Regions from separate parts of the Mus musculus genome. Here all the other regions are linked to region 1. A link is a loop called in an ENCODE intact Hi-C map of the cell type or tissue named here. Cell type or tissue: heart. All regions are shown on one strand. Each heading gives the region's core, and the rest is flanking DNA. Links, peaks and the distances in the headings are about the cores only.

Region 1 (8,420 bases), core at 343-8,342:
TGGGCCACATTAGGGTAGGGGTGACAAGTGAAATAGACTTATCTCCCTTCCTTAGCGACTCAAAGTGAGTAGGAGAGATGCTTCCTCAAATGTAGACCATGGTGAACGAGAGTGGTGAGGTTTCCCTGAAAGCAAGGTGGACTAACTGATCCCGACTAAAGGAATGAGGAGGGGTCACCCCACTTCAAATGGGTAAGACTTTGGCGAAGTGATCCAAGGAAGGAGACAGAGGCCAGCCCCAGAAGCAAGGAACTGTGAAATGATTCCTCTACTGCATGCCTTGGACGTGTGTTAGACAGTAGCTGGACTGCAGGGATGTGAGAGGTGGACAGATAAATTAGAGTTATTGCACGATGTGTATGCTGGCATAGACAATAGGTACACGATCTCCCTATAAATGGCCAGCCATGAATAACCTGTGGTCAGAGAGACCTACTGGCAGTTTGGAGGATGGATGAAAGGGCAAACAAGAGACAAAGGAAGCCACTGCACAGCCCACTGAAGGATATGGGAAAGTGGGACAGGGCCGATTATAGAGGTTGCTAGGCAACCAGGTATGGGTGTTATACGGTAAGGCGACTGGCTATAACTCGAGTCAGTATGATGGCAGAGGAGACCTGGGGATCCCCTAGTGTCACCAAAGCATGACTTGTTTGGGACCATCTTGATGCTGAGAGCCTGGTGTACACACACACACACACACACACACACACACACACACACACACACACCCTTTAGAGGGACATTTGGGGGTCTCCTATCAGATATTTACATTATGATTCACAACAGTAGCAACATTACAGTTATGAAGTAGCAATACAATAATTTTAGGGTTGGGGGTCACCACGACATGAGGAACTGTATTAAAGGGTTGCAGCCTTAGGAAGGTTGAGAACCACGGCCTTAAAAAGGATTGGCTACCTTGGGGAAATGGTGAAAAGCTGGGCCTGGGGAAAGCAGGCAAGGCTGCTGGGTAGGAGGGCTGAGGCTAGGCTGAAAATGATAGCTGAAACCACCAGCACTTAGTGGCAGGTACTGGGGGTGTATTGACACTTGTCACCACAATCTGAGCAGAAGCCAGGTACTCAGAGAATTGGAGGCTGCATCCCAGACCTCCAGTCCATGGTGGACAGTAAGAACGCTTAAAGGTGGAGAAGCACCTAACATCAAGAGATTGTTCCTGGGAAGAAGCAGAGCTTGGGGGCCAAATGGACCAACCAGGTAAAGGGGTTAGAGGGCTTGACATCCCTGTAGATGGTCCAAGTTTCTAGAGGAAACAGTGACACTTTTATCCACGTTTAAGCGATAGAGGGCAGGGCTAAGACTACATTGTGAGATGGGAGGCCAGACTCTGAAAGATGCTAGACATAGGTCCAAACCACACTGTCGTTTGCATATCAAGGAAGGTGTCAATTAGCAAAGCATTTAAGCTGTTTGCCTAGATGCCACCCAGGTGGATCTCATCTCTGGTCACTTCCAAGTGCCACAGTAAGGGACTGATCATTTATTTAGCACACCCAGTGTAAGTTCCTACCTTCTCAGATCCTACTGCTATGCTTCATGCTTCTCTGTGCCTTAGGTCTTCTCCACTAAGTCTTCCATGCCCACCCCCCGACCTGCCTCAGGTCTTGCGAGCCACCTGGGTTTGGTGTTCCTTTGTCTCTCTGCATGGCATTCTGTGACTACCATATTATACTGAAAACAGGTTCTTTGTTGACAGATTGCCCCATTGTTTTGGTTTATTATTTTTGGAGATATGGTCTTGCTACATAACCCAGGCTAGCCTGGAACTCACTAAATAGCCCAAAATCCTCCTGCTGTGCTTCATGTGCTGGGGTTAAAGATGGTCACTGCTTTGCCTGGCTAGCCAATATTTCTTATTTGCTGCCTCTGCACTCCTAGCATGGAACACAGTGCCTCACACAAAGGAGATAGTTCACAGCAAAACCAGCCAGGTCCGCAGGTACAGATCTGTTAAAGGCATCTTAGAAACTGAGGCAGGAAGATACAGGCTCAAGGCTGGTCTGGGCTACAGAGCAACTTCAAGGCCAACTTGAGCAACTTAGATTCTGTCTCAAAATAAAGTTAAAAAGGGCCAGGAAGATACCTCAGTGGGAAACCACTTGCTTGGCATATACAAGGCTTTAGGATCAGTCCCCCAAACTCTAAAAAACAAGCAAGCCTTCGCACACTATAACTCCCCAAGTCATGACATCAATGTGTCTTCTCTTCCCCGTCGCTTTCCCTAGCATGCCAAACACTAGTCTCATATAATTAGGAAGATTTGGAAATCCATTTTTTTTCCTATTCAATAGTTTTTAGTCCAGAGATTTTCTATAACTATTTGCCTCATTGTGTTTGGATTTGAGATTTCCCCAGAGGCTGTTGTGTTGGGGGCTTGGATATTGTTTATTGTGCTTTGGGAAGGGGCTCAACCAAGATGGCTCCAACCTCATCTGTGGACTGATCCCTTGATACATTCAAACCATGCAGCATTAGTGGGAGCAGGTCGGAAGTAGGTGGTGGGGTCCAGTTAGAGGAAGTATGCACCTGGAGGCTCGCCCTGGAAAGATATACCTCACCCACCATGAGGCCATCACTGTTTGCTTGGCCGGGGCCCAGAAATAGCATGCATGGCTAGCTAAGCATAGACTGAGACCCGTTAAACTGTGAGCCAAAAATACGTTTCCCTCTCTGAGGTGGCTTCTCCCAGCATCTGCAAGTGATGAGAAGTGTGCACCGACATGACTCATTCACTCCACACTTTCCGAGTATTTAATTACATGAATGGGAATCCCCAGGGCACAGCCAGTGGCAGAGCAGCAGGTAAAACAATGCATGCCCTTTTCTTTCTCTTTAAGCCTGCTTTTGTGGGTGTATGTGGTAGTCGTGTGAGTATGGGTGTGCACGTGTGGAGGTCGAAGGACAATCTCTAGTGTTGGTCCTTACCTCCTCCTTTGCTAGAGGCAGGGTCTCATTTGCTGCTGTATACACCAGTCTAGCCCTCCCACAGGCTCCTGGGGATTCTCCCATCTCCACCTCCCATTTCACGATGGGAAAGAACTCTGGGCTTATAGATGGGGCTTTTGTGCCTGGCTCTGTGTGGGTTCTGTGGAAACTCAGGTCCTCACTCCTTGTGCAGCAAGCGCTTTGCAAACTACAGAGCCTTCTCCTCAGCCCACAGACACATTTTCTCATCCAACAAATAACCATTTACTCGATGCCAGGCAGTTGTGCTGTGTACTGAGAACTGCGAGGGATCACGGAAAAAAATGTTATCTGAACACAAAGGACCTCTGGCAGCAATTGCAAAGGCATATGTAGAAAAGCATCTATGGAGATAGCCTCAAGTAAGATCCACACTTTAGGAATGAGGCCAGGCACCCATGAGGAATAGAAGACCAAACTTGGCTTCTGTAGTTTAGCATTCTGCTTATGTGTTTATGTTCCACTTCCTGAGACACTGTTACTTGGGAAAACCCAAGGTTCCTTCAGGGACTCACTCGCCATCTAGTGGCCACAGGCAGTAACTTCAGGAGAATAGTTCCAAAATATGTCTGCTTTTGACTAGGTTTTTGTTCATCATTCAAGGATGAGGGAGAAATCCCATTTTCAAAAAGAAAAGGTTGCCTAGCGATTGCACACACACACACATACACACATGCACGCGCATACACACTCAAGGAAAAATTATCTGTCTAAACTCGGCTGTGAAGTTTCTAATGAGGAAGTAACAGCAATATAAACTCACAAGGGGCAAATAAACACATGCTGGCTGCTTTTTTCAACTTAAAAATAATCCAGCAGATACCAGACAGAACTTGCTGTTTTCAAGAGAAATATGAGACAAAGCAGACAGACACACGGTTACAAAGCTGTTTAGTAAGTAGCTCAACTTGAAAGGCTCATATGCTGCCGACAAGAACAAACACTTTTAAGTTGTCTTGGGATATTGATGAAAGTGGGGTTGGGGTATTCGCAACACAAGAGTATTTGCCTAGCATGCACCAGATCCTAGTTTTCATTCCCAGCACCAAAGGTATAAAACCTTATGCTTTAAAACATGTCCTCACGAACTATCTCTAACAAGTTTCCAAGCAATCGAAATTTTCATTCTAGGAACATCATCACTATGCAGCTTACCAGGGGCCTAGGTGTTTAGCACTCTAGCATACGCATGCGTGTGTGCACACACACACACATGCACGCACGCACACTCAGCATAACGTAGAAGCCTGGCACTGCTTTCTCCTGAGCTCCAGCCCTTCCTTGGATCATGAACTACTTTCCCTTTCTCCTTTGTTCACTCCAGGAGTCTCTCTCCTTCCCCCATGTATGGATCTATGAACACATCTGCGCGTCATTTCTGGGTTCCCCTAGAGTATTAGCAGGGAGGAGAGAGCACAGGTGCAACCCCCCCCCCCCTGCTCCCACCGTCCCATGCCCTTTAATCTTCAAGGACTTTACCAGGTAGAAATTTTATTCCTGTTATTTATGTATGTATTTATTTTCGAGACAGAGTGTCCCTGTGTAGCCCTGGCTGGCCTGGAACTTGCTGAGGAGTAGATCAGGTTAGCCTCCACATAACAGGATCTGCCTGTCCCCGCATCTAGAGTTCTGGGATTAGATGTGTATTACCACAGCTGGCCATTCTACTTTTAAGAATCAGGAAACTAAGGACTAAAGTAGCTCGCTAGAGTCTCAACAAGAGGTGATAGACTCTAAAGTGAACTCATCCTTGCCTCGAGGGTGTCCCCCAGCCCCACATTGTCCAGTGCACAGGACACGCCCAGTACAGGAATGACACACAGGACCACCACTCAAAACCATGTTGACAAAACAATCAATTCTATTTTCTCCCTTAATGTGCACGTAGATTTTATCCTGCTGGCATGGCAGGGCCATCCACGTGATGGGTCACTTTTGGTGTCATGCTGTATAGGTTCAGGGATACGACAGCCTACCGTTAGGCTCCATTGATTTAATGATGTATTTTGGATCTGGGCGCCATCAACACTCTGCACTTCCTTTGGTGGTGTATTCTGTCTGCATGAGAAACTATTTTTTTTATTCCTTGGGGATAATAGAAATCCAATTAGTGGGAGATGAGCGACTGTGAGTCCTTTGCTGCCTCACTGGCTCAGGTACTCATACTTCACGGGGCACTTTACCTAAGCTGCTGCTTCATGCTATATCACCAAGACAGTGGAAGGAACTGGGAAACACATCGTTACTCCAGATCCTAATTTGGTATGGATGCCACGGGAGAGGGAGAGCTGAGAGCTGGTGTTTCTGCTGAATAAGAAATTATTTCTGCTGAACTTTAGTAGCCCTGGAACCTGCTTTAGTATTCAAAAGAGAAGGCACAGAATGACCTAGCAGAAGAACTTAAGCAGGTTCAAAGGATTCTTTTGTTGGGGGTGGGGTGGGGGGGATAGGGGAGGCAGGAAGCCAAGAAACTGAAAAATTTAAGTTCTGCCTCTGTTCTCCATAGAAACCCGAAGGTTCTATTTAGTCAGCGGGAACAATGTCATTCAAAGCTCAATACACAGCCTCTGATTTACCAGGCTGGGCTGCAGCATCTCACATCCTCCAAGGGAAGATTGCATCCCTGAGGTGGTGTCAGGGGACTATTGGTTGCTTGGAGGGATGTCATCTTCTGTGCTTTTTGCATACAAATAGAGATACAGTGTTTGAAGACTTTTTTTTCTTCTTTTCAGGATAGGTGTGGGAAAAGCCAAGATTTAAAAAAAAAAAGGTTAAAGTAATTATCTAAGCATATTCAAAGACTTAGGTAGTTTTAACAATAAAGCATTCTTTTCTTGGGTTCTGTTTTTGGTTGATAGTGGCAGCGAGGCTCAGACCTGACACACCTGCTGTCCCAGACACAATAAGCAACAAGACACCAAGAACGTGAGAAGCCCTGCACGGTGGCTGATGTTTGGGAGAGGACGTGGGACTTCCCATGACATGGGTCAGTGCAAATGGTTGTTCTTAATCAAAGCTTTTGAGCCTGGAAGACATGGCCAGAGATGGGGATGGGCAATGCTAGAAGACAGCCTAGATTTGTCTATGACCCAAGAGTATGATGCTGACACTGGTCCACCAGCAACAGGAGGTCCTGGGACCTAAGGGACCACACCTTTAGTGACAGACACACATATACACCCCGTTAGAAACATTATTTTGGAAAGTTCTGGGAACTCTGGGAGATGAGACCTGGATGAAGGAAGTGGGTCATTGGTGATTGCTCCTGATTTATATTACCTTGACTATTTTTCTGGTGTATGCCCCCGACTCCATCCACCCTGGGTAGGATGGTCACAGCTGTCTTCTAAGACTGCCCCTGCCACTATGGTGTTTTACTTAAGATACAGGCCTAAGCCATAATATGGTTGCTTAGCAACCAAACTGAACCTCTTAACCTTGAGCCAAAGGAATAATTCCTCCCTGAAGTTTTTTTCACCTGGTATTTGGTTACAGATATGAAATAAGTGTCAAAAAGGTCTCGATGAATTCAAGGCCAGCCTGGCCTACAAAGTGAATTCCAGGACAGCTAAGGCTATATAGAGAAGAAAAAAATTTACACTTATTTGTGTATGTGTGCCTGTACACTGTGGTGTGGGGCAGTCAGAGGTAACTTGGGGGAATCAGCTCTTTCCTTCTGTCATGTGGATTCCATGGATTGAACTCAGGTCATCAGGCATGGCTGCAAGAATCTCTACCCACTGAGCCATCTCACCAGCCCCCACCTTCTCGATGGAGAAAAACTTGAAAGCAATCTGTGTGGTCAGGGCCCTTTAGCTTGACACTTTTCTCAAACCATGTCATGCTTGGGTGTATCCTTTGGGGAAACTATGTCAAAATAAATTAGCTTACGAACAGAACAGGAGAAAGAGAGAGTCAGTCTGTGCCCGCCTCCCACAGCATAGCCCAGGCCTCTGGGAGCTCGAATGCCGGACACCAGATCTTACCATGATCACTTTCAGTTCCCGAGCGGCCCCAGTAGCGTCGCCTCCTTTCTGGACTGTGTACGTGTCGCTCCATGACTGCAGCTATGAACCGGGTGTTGCTGACTGTAGGACGTCACGGACAATTAATGTCATTCCTGTGCCAGTGCCTTCATTGTTCAACCCCCTTGCTCTGAGCATGCCCACTCACTCACGTGTTGGAAGGGTCAGTCTTTCAGAAGTTAGAATAAATAATTTTTAAAAGAATCCTAAGGATGGGGGTGGGGGAAGCTGGCTTAGGGCTGATGCAGGGAGGGGCGGTCAGCTGCTTATCTCCAGGCACCAGCAGGCTAACGTCTAGGCAGCGAAAGGCCATGGGAGTTCAACATCAACAGAAGTCTCTTTTAAGAAAGAAAGCACTTTTCCATTACTCTGAGATGTGTACACTAATTAGGGGACTAAAAAAATTTTTTCTAGAAAGTTCTCTTTCTAAAACAACATGTTGGAAAAGTCATGGGGCGAGAGGCTTTAGGTCAAAGAAAGTGTAAAAGATAACATCCCAAAAAAAAGAGATATTCTGAAACAAAGCAGAGACCCACACCTATTCCTAGTGAAAAGGGGAGGAAAAAAAAATCTACCATGTCAAAGCTTCTGAAATTTTAATACAAGCCAAAAGGACATAAGAAAGAATATTTATTTTGGATTAGCCTCCCGCTGACACACGAGGCAGGGGGTGGCAGATACTCACTGATGCCTCTGTCTTCATGACTGTCATCGTCTCTTTCATCTCTGTCATTCTCCAGGTTGGACATACGCACTGACATTTCTGTCCATCATTAGAAAGAGAGAAACATGACTATTTAATCAAACAAAACCATGGGCTTTAATACCCTGCTGAGTGATGGTTTGATGGCTAGGTGACAGCATTCCGTCAAGAATGAGTTCAGGGCAGAGGATGGAGGAGAGTGGTAGAAAGCTCTCCTCAAGTGTGCTGGGTTCTATCTCCAGCCCCTCAAATAAAATAAAATAAAATAAAATAAAATAAAATAAAATAAAATAAAATAAAATAATGAGCTTGCAAGAGAATGAACAGATGCCTCTGTCTGATACATGGGTGGGCAGAGACAAAGGAAGAACAAGAGAATAAGGGAAGAGCATCTAGAATAGTGTTCTGGAGAAAGAAGAAACGGGTGGAGGCCAGCTCATTGTTAATCTTCTATCAAGTGCTTAAGCAGAAGAAGTGGGTCTGAAGCGTTACTGGCTGAGCCGTGAAAAGGCTCCAGAGCTGCATACAGGTGCAAGGCCACACTGGATGCGGCCACCCTGAGTCTAGCCGATTCTCAGGTAGGTATACCTTTCTCTGTGGCTATGCTGTGTCAGGTCTGTCGTCATAGCAACACCTAACACCAACTTGTCACTAGTCCTACAAGCTGAGCTAAGTGGACAGGAAAACTGTGAGTTTCACAAAGG
Region 2 (8,420 bases), core at 230-8,229, 150 kb before region 1:
AACACTGGAGAGTTCTCACATTCGGTGTCTTTAAACCCTTAAAAAGGTTGCGTCATAGGTTGCATTTGTCCTCCCATCATCCTGTCAAGAAGAGACATGAGAGCCCATGGGTTGCTCAGTGGCATAGCCATTGCATTGGGTTTCATTTGGAGAGAGAAAAAAAAAAAAAGAGGCAGAATGACAGACCCACCACTAAACAGCTACGCTGCCTCTCTCCCTCAATCCTCTTAAGTGAGTCCAAGGCAGTGGTCCTCAGCCTGGGTCAGATATCCTGTATATCAGATATTTATATTACAGTTCATATCAGTAGCAAAATCATAGGAAGTAGTAACAAAGTTTTATGGTCGCGGGTCGCCAGAACCTGAGGAACTGTATTAGGAAGTCACAGCAATAGGAAGGGTGAGAAGCATCGCCCTAAGGGATTATTCACAAAGTTGAACAACTGCATAGCATTTGCTTGGAAACTGTGGAGGTGGGGGCAGGGAGGAACACAGATGAAAGTAGTCTTAGGTTGACAATGTAGGCAGCTTTTCCCCGGCTCACGCCCACTGCTGAGCCCAGCATCTCCCAGCAATTGGAAAGATACTGGTGGCTCCACCTTAGCCACTAAAACCGCTAACCTGCAGCTCGTTCTGCAAGTGAGATTTTCCCAAACATGAGGGGTGGCTTAGGGTTTACTTCTGTGGACAGACACCATGACCAAGGTGGCTCTTATAAAGGACAGCATTGAGTTGGGGCTGGCTTAATAGGTTCAGAGCTTCAGTCCATTAGCATCAAGGTACATGGCAGCCTCCAGGCAGACCTGGGACTTCTGGAGTTGAGAGTTCTACGTCTTCATCCAAGGCAGACAGGAGAAGACTGTCCCCTACGTGGCTAGGAGGGACTCAATGCCCACCTCACAGTAACACACTTCCTCCAGCAAGGCCACTCCTCCTAGTAGTGCCACTCCCTTGGCCAAGCATATTCAAACTGCCACAAGGAGCAAGATGCAAACACCTCTCACAGTGGGCAGAGCTCCCCTATGCCTCCCTCTCTCCGTGCTGCATGGTGACCACGTTCATCCTTAAAGCAAGAGCCTTCTAGATCGTCTTTATTCTCCCAAACCAGGCAGACACTGGATGTTGTTATTCAAATGGCTCTATATCATCCAGAGCCAGCCAACAGAGACCGAAGAGGTGAGCCTGAATGTCAGAGAAAAACATTAGTTAAGAATGAGAAATGAAAAATGCCCTTGTGGCTCATACAGCAGCGGAGAAGGATAATTCTGACTTAGTACATCAAAGACGGCTAGCTTTGTAAGGATTAGTGAGTGGGGAACAACGGTAGTTGGAGGTTTTGAAGCAAGCACAGTAGTCTGAGAAAAACAAACTCGTAACTAAAAATGAGTAAGAAACATTTAAAAATTGCCACAAAGAGAAAAAAAGCACACAGATCAACTTCCTCTTGTCTGTCACAGCATGCGGCGTCTCTTCCTTCATACCCTTCACCTTCAGGTCTTGGGCCCTAGGCTTCAATGAATGAATGAATGAATGAATGAATGAATGAATGAAAACGTGCACTTGGCTCTCTCCAAACTCCTATCTGAGGGCTTTCCTCAGTTACTGGAGAGGAGTCGGTAGGAAAGGCACTTGGCAACAAGAGTCATGTCCTGGGCTCTACCTCTGGGGGCCACACAGTCCTCTGACCTCCACAAGCAGGCCATGACGTGTGCCCTTCCATCCCTGTGCACAAAATAAGCATTTTAAAAAATTTCAAATGCACTTGAAACAAAGCTCACCCTAGCCCTGTGATGCTACCCAGCTGCAGCTTTGGGAGCCAGTAGCTCGCCCTGCAGATGCAGCACACCCAGGTACTTTCTGCACCGTAGCACATTTAAAGTTCAAAACGCTGTCCCAGGACAGCAGGGAATTTAGAATGTAACATGCTACTAGCAGAGTGTGGTGGCAGATACCTTCAAGTCCCAGCACTGTTAAGGATCCCAGCTTTTAGAAGGCAGAGGCAGAGGGATGTCTGAATTTATGGCCAGCCAAGGTACACGGTAAGATCATGTCTCAACAAAACAAAACAATTTAAAAGTTGTGGGCTGGAGAGATGGTTTCATGGTAAGAAAACACTTGCTGCTCTTGCAGAGGACCAGGTTCAGGTTCCAGCAACCACACTAGGGAGCTCATCACCTTCTCAATGTCCAGATTCAAGAGTTAGACTCCCTCTGCTGGGCTCCATAGTCACCTGCAGCCATGCAGTATAAACACTGACAAGCAGTCTCTCTCTGTGTGTCTCTGTCTCTCTCTCACAGACAGACAGACAGACACACACACACACACACACACACACAAAGTATAACCTGCTGATTTGGTGAAATTGCACCAGCACAAGAACATCCCGTCAGGTTGCTTTCACAACACTTCACTAGGCCTCATCCAAGAGCCGTCGCTCCCCCGCCCCCCAGGATGGGCCCTTTCCAGAAAACATTCATCTTCAGCAGGATTCTCCTCAGGATGAGGTGAAACCGCCTATCATGATTCTTCCTGGGCTCTGATCTTTGGAACCACGATGTGAGGAGGCGGCTTCCTGAGTGCTGTAGTTATGATGTCAACAATTTCCACTCCCCTCTAGCCTCCCGCGGGGGAGCCCGGCATCTTCACTCTTAGCTAGTCAGCTATCTCACCAAGAAGATGAGAAATCCAGAGAGTTGACAATGACTACTGGACTCCTGGCCCTCAACCCTTGGCATCTCAACCTCCCACATAATTTGTGACAACATTCTCCCTGACATCCAGATTCCTGAGATAGATGGCCAATCAGCAATGAACATCATACGGGACCAGCCAGGCAAACTAAATCTCCTCCCAGCCCCCCAAAACCCATTCTACCCGCGTTCCTACCCATCTCAGCCAGTGACAATTCCATTTTTCCAGGTCCTAAACCTATGTTCTGGCCTTCCTATGTTCTTTAGTCATAGCTTAGAATAAAATCCTAAGTACACAAAGGACCTAACAAGGTCCTACCTGTCTGCCCTGTCCCCACCCACTGAGACTTCTCCATTTCCATCTTGCCCCAGCCTCTCCTGCTGGGCGCTCTCCCTCCCTTTGTTCCTTTAACAAGGTACCAAGTTTGTCTCATGCATCTCTGCACTGGCTGTTCCTACTTGTGGGACTGTATGACACCGACAACTGTGTATCTATAAGACTCACATTTGCCCCCAAAACTCACCTGGCAAGTCACTGTGTCACATTTTTCAAAAATGAAAACCACCCGGAAAGTCTCAGTGGCCACAACTGTGTAAGTTAGACACCTTAAGTTCATTTAATGGTACAAAGGAATGTCCTGTGTCACATAACATGATGTGCTCTTGCACTGTTTGCCCACTAGATGGCAGCATTAGGCTCTCTAAGGAGAGACCGAGACGCTTCATTGCTTTTTAGTTCATTTTTGGGTTTGCGGCCACCCTAACTCATCACACATTCTGTAGCCGATTCCCTGGGTTGGACGGCCAGCTTCCCAGCAGGAAAGATCCATGTAACCAGGGAAACACAAGACTATGGCTTGGCAGTGCAAAGGACTCCTGCCAGTGAGCCAGGCGGCTGCCCCAAGCCAAGTGTGGAAAGAAAAACCCAAATCTCAGTTTAATGGTCAGGGAAAACGGTGAAGGGATTCCTAAATTATCCTTCATATTACTGAAACTAATGATTACGCCATGCTGAAAAGGTACTTTTTCTACTTCAATAAAAGGGGGCAGGAAGGAATATTCTATTGTTTTGTCAGATTGTAGTTAGAGGCTATACTCGGGCATTAAATATTTAATAAGCTGGCTCATGGGCTCCTGTAACATGGACGTATAACACCCATCTGATGCAGACAGACCTGTTCATCTTTACCTCAGACTCTGAAATATCAAACTGTCTATAGCTATCCAAATTAAAAAGATCTTTCAGCTAATAATGCTATTAGACTTTAAAATAACTCCATTTGTTTCTGGCTTCATTTTTCATCGTCCACTTCAAATATCTAGGACATGTAATTTTGGGAAAAATCAGCTGCATCTCAGTGTTGAGTACAGTAACTATAGCCAGGGATGTGGGGAGGTAACTACTTAAAATCAGCTGCATCTCAGTGTTGAGTACAGTAACTATAGCCAGGGACGTGGGGAGGTAGCTACTTAAAATCAGTTGCATCTCAGTGTTGAGTAACTACAGCCAGGGACGAGGGGAGGTAGCCACTTAAAACTGGCTTCTAAGGAGCTCTAGATTGGAACACGCCGGGTTAACGTGGTTACGGTACGCACTTTGGAACTTCAGGAACACTAAGTAAATATGCTTCCTCTATTTAGGATAACTAAGGTTTGTTTCTAAACTACCACACTCCAGGGCTGGCAGGATGGCTCAACAGTTAAAAGCGTGTATACTGCTCTTACAGAGAATGTAAGGTCCGCTCCTAGCCCCACACTGGTCGGCTCCAAGAGAATCTGGTTCACCCTCCCTGCCTCTGCAGGCACCTGCTTACATGCACATACTCTGACACAAACACATATGCATATAAGTAACAAGTAAACACTGAACATATCGTTAGTCCAGTGTTTGTTTCTATGTACAGAGCTGGAAGACTCAGTCTGACCCCAGAGTATCCCCGCACTGCCAGTGACAGCCGCTGACTCTCCGTCTGACCCCAGAGTATCCCCGCACTGCCAGCGACAGCCGCTGACTCTTCCTCTGCACTCCCAGAGCAGTCATCTGACTTTCCCTACAGATTTACTTATTCTGAACACTGCACATAAACAGAATCATACATGTGGCCTCTTTGGCTTACTTCACTTAGCATGCTTTTGTGGTTCATCATGCTGCTCATTTGCTTGCTAACTTGTAGACAACTGGGCCTTTCCATTTTGGCTGTTAGAGATAATTTACCGTAAACATTAGTGTATAAACTGGTATGTAGATACATTCAAATTCTCTTAGCACATATCTACAAGTCAAACTCTTAGTTTGAGGAATGCTAACTTTTACTGACAGTTCACCATGCCTTTGCCCATATAGCTGTGACTCTTTTTCCTTCCAGTTTCTTGGTGTGGGTCATCTCATATGACCTACATTCCATGCTTGTCACTCTTATCCCTGCTGACATCTGCTGCAGTCCCTTAATGAAGTTTTTATTATGTTGACAGCCTGCTTGGTGTGGCCCAGCTCCCACACTGCCCAAGGTCGTTCTTTACATATGACTCACTTTAATTCTTTATACCGTCGTCTCCTAAGTCCAACACCCAGGAGACCTTATGAGCATTTTGTATTACCTGCTTCCCCTGTGCACGGTGTCTTAGTCAATGTTCTATTGTTGACATCATGACCATGGGAACTTTTATAAAGGAAAACATTTAACTGGGGCTGGCTTACAGTGTCAGAGGTTTAGTTCCTTGTCATCATGGCAGGAAGCATGGCAGAGACGGTGCTGAGGAACAACATGGCAGAGATGGTGCCGAGAGATCTACATCTGGCTTGGCAGGCAGCAGGAAGAGAGACAAGAGGCCTGTCTTCAACAATTGAAACCCAAAGCCACACCTACTCCAAAAGACCACACCTCCTAATCATTGTCAAGTACTGCCACTCCCTAATGACCACGCATTCAAATCTATGAGTCGATGAGGGTCACTGCTATTCAAACCACCACATTTCCTGACTTGTCTGATTCCTCTCTCTCTCTCTCTCCCTCTCTCTCTCTCTCTCTCTCTCTCTCTCTTTCTGTTCTATTGATTTTTCTGTTGTTGTTGAAAACTGAAGATCATTTAAATGAAATGATGTGGTGACTGGAAATGAATCTACAAACCCCTCTCTTTTGTTACTGTTCAGTAGCTTCTTTTGAACTTGTGAAAAGTCAGTTCTCCTGGCTGTGTGAACTGCTGTTATCTGTTAATGGCTACCCTATAGATTGCGATGCACATTCATGCACAATGCAGAAACCTTCAAATCCCTATTTCACTTGCTCCATTCTGGCCCTGGCATTAGGGCTGTAAGATAACTATCTGCATGCATTACAGTGTCAACGATGCTCTGTACTGGTTCCCTATGAACTCAAAGGGGGGAAACAGTTGTCATCTGCACATTTTATCAGTCCTGACAGTGGCTCTCGCTGCTGGAGAGGCTGCTAGACACCATGTGATGTCCAGGGAAGGCCCAGCAATTATTCAACCCCAGATGACACTGGTGCCAAGGCTGCAGTCTCTGAGACAATACGCATTGTTGTTACCCCGTTACTGTCTAGATCATCTCTCTGTAAGTCTGACTCCTGTACACGATCGTGAGTTCCTGATTTACGAGAGGGGACTCTGCTCATGAGATCTGTGTTTTTTGAAGAAAATTTTGATCGTTCGTTTTTCAAACATTTTATACTCCATTAACCGCATCTCCTCCACTGATATGCACTTCTAGCTGCTTGGTCTGCTCCCGGGGCTCTGAAGAGCCTGCTCACTGGTTTCCACTCTCTCCTCTGCCTGCTGCTTTTCTAGTGGTGAATCTTTCCTTCCTGTCTTTCCAGTCCTGTGCTGTTCCCATCTAATGTAATCTTTAATATCACAAAACAACTGCTAGGCAGTGGCGAATGCCTTTACTTCCAGCACTCAAGAGGCAGAGCGAGGCAGGTCTGAATTTGAAGCCACCCTGGTCTACAGAGTGAGTTCCAAGACAGCCAGGGCTACACAGAGAAACCCTGTCTTGAACAAACCAACAAACCAATCAAAAAGAGAGAGAGCGAGAGCGCTAAACAACTCCTGTCAGTTCTAGAATTATTAAATTCTTTTATAGTGTGTAACTCTCTGAGACCCCCTATGTGTCCATGATGTCATCATGTTATTTGCCATTTATGTTTTAATGTCATTGTTTACTGATACCAACACCTGGTCATTGCGGCTCCATCTCCCTCATGAAATGTTTTATATCTGTAGGTTATTTTACCTACATGTATGTCTGTGCACCACATGTGTGCCTGGAGCCCATGGAGGCCAGAAAAGGGCCCCAGGCACTGGAGTTAACAGACGGTTATGAGAGCTGCCATGTGGGTTCTGAGAATCAAACCCAGGTCTGCTGGAAGAGCAGCCAATACCCTTAACTGCTGAGCCAACCCTTCACCCCCAACTTCATAGTTAATTGTGAATTACTGGATGCTGAGAACGAGAAATGGAAAAAGTACGGACTCCATTATCTTCCTCTGTTGAGGACAGTTTGTTCTAACTCAGTGGTTCTTAGCCATCCCAATGCTGCAACCCTTTAGTGCAGTTCCTCATGTTGTGCTGACCTCAACCGTCAATTTTTTTTTGTGTGTGTAGCTAATTCATAAGTGTAATTTTGCTACTGGTAATATAAACATCTATGTTTTCTGGTGGTCTTAGGGAACCCCTATGAAAGGGTTGTCTGTTGCCCAAAGGGCTTGTGACCCACAGGTTGAGAAAGTTCAAAATCCAAGTGTCGCCTCTGCGCTGGACTTCACCGACCATCAAGCTTTGGCTCTGACATCTCCCTGACAGCAGCGGTTCAGTGCTCAGCCAACTAGGTTAGGCTGGAGTTTCACGATGGCTCCGGGGCTCCTACCCATGTGCTTCCCTCTGTTCCAGGACTTTACAGCTTCACAGCCCTTAGGCTTCCTCTGTGACTCAGGTCACCAGAAGTGCAGATTTGCATTGAGTCAAGCAAAGAGCCTCAGAAACATGACTGTCCCCCAGGGGAATTCCCCTTGTCAGGACCTGACACCCTTCAGCGTTTGCTGAAGTATTCCCCAACGCTTTCAAACAGCAGCTGCTTTTTTCAAATGCACTCCAGATTTTATCAGGGATTTAATAACAATAACTTCATATTCATTAGAAACACCAAGTAGCAAACCCTTAAATGGATAACTTTACTTCAAAGTGAAATCATGCCATCTACTATCTGACACAACCGTCTGTCACAATCCTTATGCCCAAGAACCTAAACAGAGTTTCCAGGAGCTACTACTGCAGCGACATGGACCCTGCAGTCTGAGAAATCATTGACAAACCATAGAGACAGGGAGAGTTAATTACGCCATCGGCTCTTCCACCTACACCATGAAGGGACAGTTTAAAACTCACCAGCATGGTAGTAAGATGGAATGTTCACACTGTCTAACATGCAAGATCCTAAGGGCAATCCCAGTGCTATTTTTAAAAAAATGATTAAGAACTGAGTTGGGATATAGTTCAAGAGTAGCTCGAATGCTTGCCTAACACGCACAATTGAGCTTTTGGCTCAATCCCTCAGTGACGGTGGTGATGATGGTGATAAATGCTTACACTGTGTGCTGGGTAGTTTTTATTGTCAACTTGACACAACCTCAGTTACCTAGGAAGAAGGAACCTCAACAGAGCTGACTGGATCAGACTGCCCTGTGGCCAGTGTCCTCCATTAATATGGGAGGAC
Region 3 (8,420 bases), core at 209-8,208, 1.0 Mb before region 1:
GTGCCATTTCATGGCTTCCTCTGTGCTCTGCAATCCCTGGTTACTTGAATGTGAATCCAGAGCTGAGGTCACATGTTCGCCTGTGAGCCAGCTGCCCATTTCACACATAATACATTTTTGGAACACAGCCACATTTCTTTACTTATATATTGTCTACCCTGTTTTCACAGCACTCAGAAAAGCTGACATGAACAGTTGTGACAGAGACCATATTGCCTAGAAAACAGAAAACACTCACAACCTGGCCCTTTAAGAGAAAGCTTGTGGACTCCTCACCCACAAGTTCGAATAGATTGTGTGAGTATAAATACATTTCATTTCCTCGTTGTGTAGGAGCTTTCCAAACATTTCATAGTCCACATGCCTGGAAAGCACAAAGAGACCAGGCAGCAGTGCCAGCTTCTATCTCAGAAAAGGCCATGGGGACACCAAGAAGAGGCACTCTGTCTCCTCTAAGAACAAGAACCTCTGACCCAAAGACTTAGGGGTGTGAGGACAGAGCAGATTCCCCAATGAAGTCAATAGCAGTGGTAGATCAGCCCTTCTCCTCTCTTCTCTTGTTGCCTGGAGTCTACAGTTCATGGTTATTTGGTTCCCTGTTTCTGAGCCTATGGTGAGACAGTACACCAGGAAGCAGAGAGAGATTAGACAAGAAGAGAAGCATGCCCCCAATGACCTGCTTCTGAACTCCAGCCAGGATTTATCTCTCTTTTTTTAAAAGATTGATTGATTGATTGATTGATTGATTATATGTAAGTACACTGTAGCTGTCTTCAGACGCACCAGAAGAGGGCATCAGATCTCATTACGGGTGGCTGTGAGCCACCATGTGGTTGCTGAGATTTGAACTTCAGACCTTCGGAAGAGCAGTTGGGTGCTCTTACCCACTGAGCCATCTCACCAGCCCCAGGATTCATCTCTTGGTATCCCAATTCAGCAGAAACCAATCAGTGGCTCAAACCATTAATGAAACGCTCACTTCTAGCCAATCACCTTCTTAATAGTGCTACCAGTTGGTAACCAAGCCTCCAATACATGAGCCTTTAGGAGGCAGTAGGAAAGAAGGGACACTTCATAGGCAAATGGCAATGCATAATGAAAGAAAAGGTTGTTAGCAGAGTCACCTGGTATCAAATGATGAAATTAAGGTAAGATTCAACCAGAACCTTTTTCTCATTTAATACCACCAAGGACTTGCCCACCCTGCCTTAAACACCAATAGTCAAAACCATGATCTAGGGAAAAATAGTCATGACCATAGTCAGGGTCTGATCTAGGGAAAAGAACATTTTAGATTGCTTAAAGAGGAAGGTTTTTTTTTGTTTTGTTTTGTTTTTGTTGTTGTTGTTTTGTTTTTTCTTTTTTTTTTAAATTTTATAAGGGACTGGTTGTGTGAACCTTTGAAGATTGGAAGAGGAGAACAAGACCACTGTAACAATCCAGAGAATAACCTTCAGCATGGACATGATGGGACATCAGCAGAACTCCCAGAAAGGGGCAGCCAAGCAGAAAGAGATGGGGTTTCCAGGACTGAACACCTATGAATTGGTTTCAGCTAATGTTGGGATTAGAGATCTCAAAGCTGTGTGCAGATTACTATGGAAGGACAAGATGCCAGCCAAGGCCTGCACTATCAAGAGACTGCAAGGTCTACCTGGTGAGGAGCTAAGATTTCAAAAGCCTCCACTCTCCCCAGTGTCTTTCTTGGTCTTCCTCTTGCTTGTGAATCAGGAAGTGAGCTCTCAGCAGGTCCTGCTGCCATGTTTTGTTCCACCGTCATGAACTCTAACCCTCTGAAACCTAAAGCCCATAAATGATTTTGTTTATAATTTGTCTTAGCCACAGTGTTTTGTCACAGCTACAGAAAATAACTATGACTGAGGACAAGAGAGTGGGAGTGGGTATGCCCAGGGAACATTCAGAAACTACCGGCAGGTACTTTGGGTTTCCCCATTTTTCACTCCACTCTTGAGGGATTTAGGGTGTCAATGCTCCAACTGCCTGCAAAATTGAGGCATCAGTGAGCTTAGAAGACCAATCCTTATTACTTGACAAATAAAGAAATGGGAGATCTTATAGTAACAGTGAAAGTCCCTGCTTGTAAAACTTTGATGCTTGCATTTCACAGTAAATCGTGAACAAACAGAAAATGAAGGCAAGGTAGGCAAACAACTCAAAGAACACATGTCCCACAGCAAGTACATAAGCATTGCCTTTACAGGAGCCAGGGTATCAACGACACTTAGAGGCTTCACGGAGTCCTCTTGTTTACAGGCTGTAGCTGTATGGCCTTTGGGACAATCCTACTTTACAGAATTTTTACTTGAAAGCATTGTAACTATACATGTCCCTCCTCTGTTTTGCTAGCAGTTGATCAAAACTACTCCTGAGTTCAATAGCTACATGGGAAAAAGAAAATTGTAGGAGATAAAACCATGCCAGGAAGTTTGGTAAGGGAGAGCAGGTCGAGACCCGGAGACTCGGTGGGCACGCACCTGAGGCTTAGGTGACTCCCAGCTCCCTGGCAGACTTGGGACACATGCCATGCTTCTCACATAAAAGAGACACAGGTCACATAGGCTCAAGACAGAGGTCTCCATGCTAATGAAGTAGCTAGAGTTCCGGAGGGCATAGCCAATAAGCTTTCCTTCCCAGACATTCCTCCCTGCAAAAGGTATTTAATCCCAGGCCCACCCTGAGAAGCGGGGCATGGTTTTATGCATCCACTTTCCACTACGGCAAGAAATGATTCAGAACATGGAACTGCCTCTTTTCATTATGATCTGCAGTGGGGAGCAGTGGGAGACCACAAAGAAGGCCTTTACCTAAAGAGACACTGTCTTGTCTCCCATAGAAAGGCTCTCACTCCCAGCTACAACCTCCACCAAGCCTGTAGCTTTCAAGCCACCAACTCTCTCTCTCTCTCTCTCTCTCTCTCTCTCTCTCTCTCTCTCTCTCTCTCTCTCTCTCTCTCCCCCCCCCGTGGGACTAGCTCCCTGCTCCCCCTCCCCTGCACCCACACACACCCACCCTGGGCTAGACCCACTGCATTCTTTGCTCTTCCACGACTTCCAGCTGTGCCTGGGTGTCCAAGAGTCTGAGTCCCCCACAGCCCGACTTCAGCTTAGGCCCAGGGACCCTGGAACCAGTTCTGTCTTTCTCACACCTCAGACTGTGCTTTCCCACCCCAGAGTGGTGCCTAGGGCAGTGTGGGATAAGCACAGTCTAACTCCCTGAGTTCCACCTCCCCAAGCAGCCCTGGCCTGTGGTGAAGCAGATGAGGAACCCACAACCCTACAGAAATTTTCAAGGATGATTAACAAGGAGGACTGAGGCAGGCACGCATAGGGAATGGTTTAATAATGTGGGACTCTTCTTGGTTTGGTTTATGAAATCGCCTTCTGATAACGCAAGTGGAAGCCCAGCTTTTTTACTTACACATAACACCCCTCTCTGGAACAATGCATCCAATAACCTCAGGCCCCATTTGCATCCAGCTACATATATACCTCTCTCTGAACATTAGGATAAGTTTCTCCATCCTCCCCCCCCACCCCGCCATGACAATCATCAGATGTAGACAGATTTTATTCAATCATACCTTCCTTATGGAAGAGAAATGCCTGAACAGTTTGGGGTATATGCACAATCCTTCAAATGTGTGTCTCAAATAAAATTTCAAGAAGACTCTCTATTGGCTCTCTTATGCCTCTGAGTAATTGGGCATGCATATGATCAAACCCAAATGCATTATAGGAAGAGAAGAAAAAATAAATAAAAGCAGAGAATCACCCTCTTTATGCCCCCTAGGAATCAAACTCCTCCTTCTCTTGAATGTTGTAAGTGGATTATCCATAATATAAATAGAAACTATCAATTAATCAGGAGGCTCTGTTTCTTTACCTTATGCTTTTCCCCAGTAATCACACAGAAAACATAAGATGATCTATCCTTGACCTCCTATGCTAATCTGGCCAAGTCCCCCGAATAAACCACAGGCCCTCTGCACCTCACCTGCTTGGGTTCTTGCTGTTCGAAACGTAGTCCACTTTTTCTGTTCCTACTCAACTGTAGCTTGGAAGAAGATTGAAATTCAGGGGGTCAGGTATTCATCACATACGGGAAGCTTTCGTCTATTTTCCTAGATGACCAGCAGGTGGCAGCAGAGCCCAACACATAATTAGGACCACGGCGTCCTGGTACAGTAGTAACATTAGAGGAACCCAGTTGACTGTGTCTCCTTACCATTTTCTTCTCTTAACGGTGTGAAAACAATACCATCTAGCAAACCACACTTAAGGTTCTGAATTTCAATCTTCTTGCAAGCTACAGAAATGCTGTGCTACCTGTGGCAGAGAGCAAACGTCCTCAGTAGCCATAATAGGAAAGGAAAACAACCCACCTTTCCAGTGCGGAACTGCGGGGCTGTAGCCTTGGTAAGCGCATATTCCGCTCTCTGTACGCCCATCTTTGTAATTTGGGGAGGCATAGTGTAACTGACAATCTCATGTGTGTTTTCTAGTTCCCTGGAAATCTGGAGCCATAACCTCTCTGTTCTCTTCTATCATCCAATCCCTTTCTTACAACACTAAAGCCCAAGATGAGAAACGTTCTGAGAGAACTGGTTGGTTTGTAGCCACTTGACACAAGCTAGAGTCATCCAAGGGGAAGAAACCTGGATTGAAGAACAGTCACCATCAGATTGGTCTATAGGGCATCAAATATGATGATGGATGTGGGATAGTCCAGTCCACTGTGGGTAGCCCCACCCCACCCCACCTAGGCTGCTGGCTCTGCCTGATTTAAAAATCAAGCTAAGTGCCGGGCGTGGTGGCACACCCTTCTACCTGCATTTTAACATTTCTGGCTTATCTAATGCTTATCCATGAGAATGTGGGTCTCATGCCTTCTACAGTTCCAACTGGATATAAGTTTTTTTATTTAATCTTTTCAAAATTTCTCTCCCACGAATAAATAGTTAGACTTTCCATTTAGGCTTTCTTTCTTTTTTGTTTTGTTTGTTTGTTTGTTTGTTTGTTTGTTTGTTTTTGGAGACAGGGTTTCTCTGTATAGCCCTGGCTGTCCTGGAACTCACTTTGTAGACCAGGCTGGCCTCAGAAATCAGAACTCAGAAATCTGCCTGCCTCTGCCTCCGGAGTGCTGGGATTAAAGGCGTGCACCACCACGCCCGGCTCCCATTTAGGCTTTCAAACATCACCATTAAGGTGTCAAAAATGTCCTTGATGGTAACAGGAGAGCCAGGAGGGAGTGTCTGGACTCTTTTTCTCTTCATTTCCTGGTAAGAGCTGGTTAGTACCCACCTATCTTGCTATTTCCTAAGTCACATTCCAACACTAACAAGTTGCTCCAGAATGCTAATGAAGTGCTTTCAATAATGACGCAAACAGCATAAGCATACACTATCCTGACCAAGATGAACCTGTCCTTCCAAACTGAAGGCTTCAAGTTCAAGCCATGCTACACACAAATCTAAATTTCAGCTTTAACCAAACTCCTGAAAATATACCAGACAATGGCAACAGATTTCATTTTGTAGAGTCCCTTCATATGGTTTTCCTTCAAGATGCTTGTCTTCAACTGGATTTGATTCTCAAACTCTTGATTGTGATTTATTGGCATTTAAAATATTGCATGTTTATAAGGGCTTTCTCAAAACCTACTTCTACATCTGTTACAGAACTGTCATTTTTCTAGCTTTACATATGAACATTTCTCATGACATTAGGGCTGCCCTGAGTCTCCTGCCTCTGCTGTCTGCTGACAGTACTCTAAAAGCAATTTTTCAACACTTTGATGCTTTGAATTTTTCCCTCTTCTAGTGTTCTGCTTCCCAAAGCAGCCACACCTCAGCGGCTTCCCTTGCTTTCCATCACTCTTGGCCACTTGATCCGAGTAAGCTACTGAACCCAGCTGTGCTCTCTTCTGAGAGTGGCTTCCCACACAATCTTTCTGAGCAGAGTGTGCAGGCAGAGAATCTGGTTCCAGACAACGCTGGACACATATTTCTGAAAGAGGAATTTTGGAAACTAAAGCAGTCAATTTGTCATGAGGACTCTAATGGGTCAGTTGCCCTGGGGACTTTTTTCTTCGGGTACCCTTCAGAGTAGATCAAACACCTCCCAGTTCCAAAGGACTAGCCTGCTCCCCTGAAACTCTTACCCACTTCACTAAGACTTAATTTCCTTTTGGCTTTCTGCTCAGTGCCATCATTTGTTTGGTATAAATCATCCCTTATCTGATGTTTTAAAGTACAAGACATGTGAACACTCCGCATGTGTAGGTGGTATGAGGGACCTTATTGAGCCCCAAAATAATTGAGCCCCCAGTACCAAGGCTACACTTCTTTCTACTTATGCCCTAAGAAAGGGGTAACAGATAATTGTTTACAGAGGTTTAGTGATGGCAACATCTGGGTTGTGTCCATGATCATGGGCAATGTGGGGCCAAAAAACCCAGGCTCTGTAAGAGGAATGCTGTAAATAAACTCAATCATGAGATTTCTCTTTGGCCACTGGACTGTGGGGACACCAGTAAAGGGCTTGCAGATTCAGATATAAAACTGCAATAGAGGCAGCTGGTGGGACAGACATCCAGAAATCATCCATCCTTTGATCTCCTTAGGTATCAGATAGACTTCCAACTCTAGATCTAGGCTAGATCAGAAGTAGATGGCCAGATGGGTGGGGATGCATTGATAACTCCTGTGAACTGAAGAGAAAACAAGCTTTGAGCCTAGGCTCTTGTCCATAAACTGCACAATTTAATGATTTACAAAAGAATTCAGACACATTTCCCAAAGGAGGAAGGAAGAAACAAAAATAATTAGCCCTGAGATAGTTCTTCAAGCCAGAACCTTCTGATAAAGAGAGCCAGGACAGAAGTCTGTCCCCCTCCCATATCACTGGATAGGCACAAGTGTTATCCTTATGAGTCTCCCTGTAAGAATACAAGACTGCAATTCAATTTGTTTTGTTTTGTGTTTTTTTTCCCCAGGGAAAAAGGGAAAACCATGCCAAGAAATTAAAGTTCTAGATTAGTTTTAACCCAGATAGGAGAGCTTAAAATATAAAAGTCCACTGTAGTGGGCTAGAGGGATGGCTCAGTGGTTAAGAGCACTGACTGCTCTTCCGGAGCTCCTGAGTTCAATTTCCAGCAACCACATGGTGGCTCACAACATCTGTGATGAGATCTGATGCCCTCACCTGAAGAGTCTGAAGACAGCTACCATGTACTCATATAAAATAAGTAAATCTTTAAAAAAAAAAAAAAAGTCCATTGTGAGGGACAATATATTCAACTCAGACATTTTAAAATTTCTAAAATCTCACTCAAACAGCAAACATGAGTCCAGAATCATTTTAAAGACAGAACAAGCCATTGTGAGTTAAGAGTTAGCAAAAGTGACTATAGATATTGATGACCTAGATGCTAAAATATTGGCATTATCAGCTATAGAACCTAAAATATTATTGTCATAGTTCACTATAATTAAGTTTTGGAGCTAGATGGTGGTGGCACACACAATCTGTTTGTTTGAGACAGGGTTTCTCTGTGTAGCCCTGGCTGTCCTGGAAATCACTCTGTAGACCAGGCTGGCCTTGAACCCAGAAATCCACCTGCTTCTGCCTCCCAAGTGCTGGGATTAAAGGCATGTGCCACGGTGCCCGGCTGGCACACACTTTTAATACAGCACTCCAGAGGCAGAGTTCAAGCCCAGCCTTGTTTAAGGAGTTAGTTCCAGGACAGCCAGGGCTACACAGAGAAACACTGCCTCAGAAAACAAACAAAACATAGGTTTTGCAATATTAAAAAAAAATTCACTAGAAATTATATGGATGACAAGGAAAACTGGAAGAAAATTGAGAACACTAGAATTCAAGTTCAATCAATATTTTATGCGGTTAGAAAGGCTGCTGTCGGCCAGGCGTGGTGGCGCATGCCTTTAATCCCAGCACTTGGGAGGCAGAGGCAGGCAGATTTCTGAGTTCGAGGCCAGCCTGGTCTACAAAGTGAGTTCCAGGACAGCCAGGGCTATACAGAGAAACCCTAAAAAAAAAAAAGAAAAAAAAGAAAAAAAGAAAAGAAAAAAGAAAGGCTGCTGTCCATGCTATCAACCAAGGCCGAATCGATGGACCATGTTACTGGTGAAGGCCATGTGGATACCGGTGCTCTGTGCTGCAGCCTGAGGTCTTGTTCATGCATGTGACCTGGGCTGGCTGTCCTGGCCATGTTGATGTCTCTGGTCCATGTTGGTATTTGTGGCCCTGTTGTGGCTGGGGATTGTCTTGCTGTCCATGGCCTATGTTATCACCAGAGATCACAAGGATATCCATGGTCTGTGCTGCCATCTGAAGCCATGTTGATGTTCATGGCCAATGCTGTAGCCAGAAACCATGTGG

The links. A loop is a pair of places that touch in the nucleus more often than their neighbours do. Peaks named below come from ENCODE experiments on the same cell type or tissue, not always from the same donor. Only the 100,000 strongest peaks of a DNase experiment are listed, where the experiment ranks them.
Region 2: it touches region 1 in a loop (9-fold over the local background); 29 of 42 quality-filtered maps call a loop at or near these places.
Region 3: a loop joins it to region 1, with 5 times the contacts of the local background. A loop is called at or near these places in 2 of 42 quality-filtered maps.

What each region holds. Positions count from the first base shown.
Region 1 is chr4:100,993,391-101,001,810 of GRCm38, reverse strand. Cachd1 (cache domain containing 1) reads right to left here. Exons shown (of 27, transcript NM_198037.1): 25 at 7,699-7,776; 26 at 6,975-7,076. Among named protein-coding and RNA genes, the nearest start is that of Raver2, 71 kb to the left of the region's middle. In heart, for the core only: a CTCF peak has its summit at 3,511 (motif pointing left); no DNase peak of the experiment used is centred there; H3K27ac peaks cover 1,395 bases.
Region 2 is chr4:101,141,251-101,149,670 of GRCm38, reverse strand. All of the region lies in intron 11 of Raver2 (ribonucleoprotein, PTB-binding 2), which reads right to left. Among named protein-coding and RNA genes, the nearest start is that of Gm24468, 41 kb to the left of the region's middle. In heart, for the core only: CTCF peaks have their summits at 2,214 (motif pointing left) and 3,364 (motif pointing right); a DNase peak (open chromatin) is centred at 3,370.
Region 3 is chr4:101,994,469-102,002,888 of GRCm38, reverse strand. No RefSeq gene overlaps it. Among named protein-coding and RNA genes, the nearest start is that of Gm12789, 12 kb to the right of the region's middle. In heart, for the core only: CTCF peaks have their summits at 3,957 and 4,157 (motif pointing right); no DNase peak of the experiment used is centred there; H3K27me3 peaks cover 407 bases.